2 separate regions of the Mus musculus genome follow, and region 1 is linked to region 2. Evidence: chromatin loops called from intact Hi-C (ENCODE). Cell type or tissue: left cerebral cortex. All regions are shown on one strand.

Evidence for each region. Peaks named below come from ENCODE experiments on the same cell type or tissue, not always from the same donor. Only the 100,000 strongest peaks of a DNase experiment are listed, where the experiment ranks them.
Region 1: it touches region 2 in a loop (3-fold over the local background); 3 of 42 quality-filtered maps call a loop at or near these places.

Annotation. Positions count from the first base shown.
Region 1 is chr7:28,900,529-28,903,028 of GRCm38, reverse strand. Actn4 (actinin alpha 4) reads left to right here. Exons shown (of 21, transcript NM_021895.3): 12 at 1,002-1,152. Among named protein-coding and RNA genes, the nearest start is that of Gm44700, 13 kb to the right of the region's middle. In left cerebral cortex, no CTCF peak of the experiment used is centred here; DNase peaks (open chromatin) are centred at 28 and 1,538; H3K27ac peaks cover 2,500 bases.
Region 2 is chr7:28,825,235-28,827,734 of GRCm38, reverse strand. Ech1 (enoyl coenzyme A hydratase 1, peroxisomal) reads right to left here and starts at 2,397. Exons shown (of 10, transcript NM_016772.1): 1 at 2,323-2,397; 2 at 1,657-1,861; 3 at 1,462-1,550. The coding sequence starts at 2,374. In left cerebral cortex, a CTCF peak has its summit at 1,411; DNase peaks (open chromatin) are centred at 1,529, 1,717, 1,974, 2,469 and 1 more place; H3K4me3 peaks cover 1,096 bases; H3K27ac peaks cover 1,417 bases.

The DNA of each region.
Region 1 (2,500 bases), 75 kb before region 2:
CCTTGTGGTTAAGCCCTCCAGCCTGGGGCGGGGGTGGTAGGCCTATGGAGTCTGTTTTCCAAGTCCACCTCTCGCCTCCTGGTGCCAGCCCTGGCCTGAGGGTGGCTGGCAGTTGCTAGGCAGATGAGGCTGGGAGTGGCTGAGTGGGGGTGGCAGCAACTCTTTCCATTCTTAACCATCATCTTGCTAAAATTCAGGATGGGCAAGGCCGCATAGATGTTGTTGCTGGCACTGTTTTACAAAGGGGAGATTGGCCAAGGGGTGCCAACTGTTTGCCCCAGGTGTTCTGGGGGCTGATCTGAGGGTAAGCCCAGAGGCCATTGGAAACAGGGCTCCTTGAGGGAAAAAGTGGAGGCCTGACTGCCATCCTGGCTGGCATTTCCCTCAGTAAGTAGCCTGTCGTCCCTTAACTTACTAGTAGGCTGCTTGGGCTTTTGCTCTGGGCATGTAATTAGCCCGGCTCCAGGACTAATAACAGTGTTTCTCCCTTCCTTCAAAGGGTTTGGACAGCCCCACCCACTGTGCCAAGAAAGCGGGTGGGGCGACAAGACTGGGTTAGGACCACCACCCAGGAGAACTGGCTCTAAAAAGCTGGCGCAGGCACAGCTCCTGGGCCCAGACTCCAGGCTTGTCCCTTTCCTGATCCCCATAGGCCTGGCTAAAAGCCCAAGGCTTCTCTCAGTCACCATGTCCACAAATGGGTGTCTGTAACTTTTCGGCCTTGGTATCAACCCTTCTATCCTGGTTCTCTTACCAGTAAGAGATACTATTTAGAGCATAGTAGTTACACTGTGATATCTGTCTCAGGCCCGTAAACACCAAGTATCAGTAAGTCTGTACAGAACTGCACAAAACATAAATGGGCTTGGAGTTTCCCCAAGGGCAAGGAGGAAGGTTCCAGTACTAGGCTCCATCCTCTGCGGTAACAAATGTCCATTCTGCTGCACCTCGGCCTGTCAGACAGCTCTTTGACTGTTACGGTGCCTCTGCCACACCTGTAGGGAAGGAGGCCATGCTGAAGCAACGGGACTACGAGACAGCCACCCTGTCAGACATCAAAGCTCTGATCCGAAAACATGAGGCCTTTGAAAGTGACCTGGCTGCACACCAGGACCGAGTGGAGCAGATTGCTGCAATTGCTCAGGAGCTCAAGTACGTGTGCCCCTATGGCATCATCAGCGGCGAGCTTGGTTCTGTCCCCAGCTCTCAACCCTGGCTCCTCCTAAACACCGGGAGAGCCTTACAGAATGAAGGCTTCTGCCCATGCTGTCCCAGCACCAACAGGCAGAAGGGACCTAGGTTCTCCAGCACAGGCATGACCTCAGATTCTAAGGGTGCCTGTCTCCCCAGCCTGCCACCCTGTGTGGGGAGTGCTGTACAGTGAGCCTGTTGTTCTGCCTGCTCCTGTCCCTCCTGCTCAGAATACAGTCACTGTAAGGGTTTCCAGGCAGCCAGTGTCCCTCTCTTCCCCTGCCCAGTCACATAAATTTGTGCACACAGTTAGTACACTGCACCTCAAGAGCCAATGAATGGGGCCCTTATTACAGTGGCCAGCAACAAGGCGGGGCCAGGGAATGGGAGGCCTGGTCCATTACATCATGGAAAATCCACAGGCCCTGAAGGGAGCTCCCAAAATAAGATCCTTGGCTGGAGCTGCTCTTTCCGCAGACACCCCCACCCACTATTCACCCCAAACTTGAGCAATTCTGCAAGGCCTTCCCACCCTTGCCAGTGGGACCACAGAAACAGGGCTAGTTTCTTCCTGCTTCCCACTACAGTTGGCCACAGTTTGCACATTTGCATACCAGAGGTTTTTGTGACCAATAACTTTGGTACCTTGGGGTTACCCTCCAGAGACCTGCTCGTCCAAACCAAGGAAAGAAATGCAAGTAGCACTTACATATGAGTGACAGGTGAGATGCCCCTGAAATAAAGACTTGGAGAGCTGGGCTAGGCTACTCTTCAGATACTAGGTCCCAGCCTCATGAGGCCTGTTCCCCTGAGGCAAGGTCAGGCAGCCCCAGAAACAAAATTCTAGACATGGCCCCAGAGGAAGGAAAGGAGGCTACCTGGGTGCCATCCCATTGTTGGGTATACAGCAGTATCACAGAACTCTCTGGAGTCCATGCCTAACCAACAAGAATGTTACATTTATCGGCCCAGCATTTCTCAAGTCAGCCAAGCAAGTGCCAGGGTGCAGTGTGTGCATGCTTCAGAGGGAGACAGAGTGCATGTACCTGCGTCTCCTCTGTCATTGTCTGTGCCTGTCACAAAGCTTAACTTATACACCAGCCACATCAGAGATTAGCAGCAGCAATAAAATAGTACAGCTAGATGTTTTGTTTTGTTTTTTTCCAAAGACAGGGTTTTTCTGTGTAGACCAGGCTAGCCTCAGACTTGATCCTCTACCCCTCAGTACTGGGATCAAAGACATGGGTCACCACATCTAGCTTTAGAATAATTTTGTAATAAGATTGTAGCTGGTCTTTGCTACGTTGTG
Region 2 (2,500 bases):
CACCCTTGGCTAGACACCCCTGTAGGTTTTGAAAGGTCCAGAGCCTCATTCAAGGTTACAGATCTACTGCGGTTAATCCAACTTCAGGATCCTAGCAGGTTCTGTTGAGCTAATTTCTATGCTTGAATTTGTGGTAGGGAGGGAATTCTGGGCTTTGAGCCAACTCCTGAGTACACACACCCACACACGGGTGAATGTTTTAAATTAGACTGAAAAAAAAAAAAAAAGAAAAAAAAAAAAAGCTGGGCATGGTGGTGCAAGCTGTTAAATCCCAGTGCCCAGGAGGCAGAGGCAGACAGATCTCTGTGTTCCAGGCCAGCCTGAACTTGGTCTACAGATCAAGTTCCGAGATAGCCAAGGCTACACAGAGAAACCCTGTCTCAGAAAACCAACCAAACAAAAACCCACTGAGGACTAATGGCGTAGCTCAACAGTTAAGAACCTATATACTTTTTAAAAAAGATTTATTTATTATTATATCTAAGTACACTGTAGCTGTCTTCAGATGCACCAGAAGAAGGCATGAGATTTCATTACAGATGGTTGTGAGCCAACACTGTCAAATTGATCACACCCAACCTGTTAGTCCAGCCCTAGGGGGATTTTTTTTTTTTTTTTTTTTTAAAGATTTATTTATTTATTATATGTAAGTACACTGTAGCTGTCTTCAGACACACCAGAAGAGGGCATCAGATCTTGTTACAGATGGTTGTGAGCCACCATGTGGTTGCTGGGATTTGAACTCCGGACCTTTGGAAGAGCAGTCGGGTGCTCTTACCCACTGAGCCATCTCACCAGCCCTAGGGGGATCTTATGTTACATATTATTATATAATCATAAGTCTTTAAAAAATAAATAAATAAAAATAAAAACTTTCATTGAGAACCACTATGGAGCCAGCAAGATGGCTCAGCAGGAAAAGGAGTTTGAAGGCTTGCAGGCGAGCAGGACCAGCATCCAGGTCCACTTGATCATGGGGAAGGATAGAACCAGCTTCCAAAAGCCGTCATCTAACTTTTGCACACGTGTGCATGCACGCGCACACAAAAATAAAAGTAACTTTTTCTTTTTGGTTTTTCTAGACAGGATTCCTCCGTGCAGCCCTGGCTGTCCTAGATCTGGCTCTGTCATCCAGGATGGCCGTGAACTCCCAGAGAGCCACTGGCCTCTGCCACTCCAGTGCTGGGACTAAGGGCACATGCCACCGGCCCAGTATTTTTGTTTCCTTCTAGAAACAAAAGGAGGCCAAAGCATTGAGTCATGTTTACAATCCCAGCATCAACATTTAGGAAGCTGAGGCAGGAGGATTACTTCAACTTCTAGAGTAGCCTAGTCTAAATAGAGAGTTCCAGGCCAGCCAGGGGAGGGAAAAAAAAAAAGAGTAAGTGACAAAATCAGCAAAGAAAACTGCTAGCATGGCTGCCCCAGCAGGGGGAGAGGCGCCAGCAGGCAGACAAGTACCTGAAGTGAACATCTTTCCTGCACCGGAGACTACAACAGCCCGGCAGTCCGAGTCTTTGGATATCTTTTGGAAGCATTCCACCAACTCCCTGCAGAGGCATAAGAAGTAAAGGGTTATATCTGGAGTGGGAAGCCCCTGTCCCTGCCCACCTCTGTCTCCTCTAGCAGATAGGCTTGTGGGCTTGCAGGCCAGACCTCCAGAAAGCCCTGTTCATGGCATTCCTCTTCTCTGGCCGGTTTAGCTGCACGTGGAGAACATGCTTCTGGGCACTTGTGACTTGAATAGACTCATAGTTGTGGTCTGAGACTTCCTCGGGGGCTCTCTTGGAGGCCTCTTGTGCAGAGGAGCTCAGAGATCGAAGGCTGATGTTGAAGTACAGCTGGCTGGTACCTCTCAGCTCTGGGGAGACAAGGAAGAGACTTTGAGAGCCTAGAATGGGGACATTTTAACAGTATATGCTCTTTAGGGGCGCTGGCATGACCAGACATAACTTTTAAGATTAGGGTATGCAAGCCAGGAGGTGGTTGGGAGGCAGCATTTGGAAGGCAGAAGCAGTCCGATCTCAGATCGAGGCCAGCCTAGTCTGCAGAGAGTTCCAGGATAGCCAGGCCTACACAGAGAAATCCTGTCTCGAAAAACCAAGTTTCAGTCTGAGACTACATTAGACCCTTGTTTGTGGAAATGACCCAAGATTGGGGACAAAGAATTCAGGTTGAAAGACAGACCTAAAAAATTATAATTTCATTTTAAATTACAAAAGGACTCCTGAGTTTAAAGCGACCCAGGCAGACTTCCCGTCTTATCGCCGCTATAACAAGACGACACAAAAACGAGCCCCCACGGATTAAGGGGTAACTCACGCTGCATCAGCAGGCCGCGGAGTTTACTGGAAACTGTCATCGCGGTAGCCATTTCTGGAGCTCCGGAGCTGTGCGACTTACTCCCGAAGAAAAACTTAGGGGGCGGGCACGAACGTTCGCCATGTTGGTCAAGGGCACCGAAGCCACCGCGGCCACCGCCCTTTAGCAGCGAGGTCCC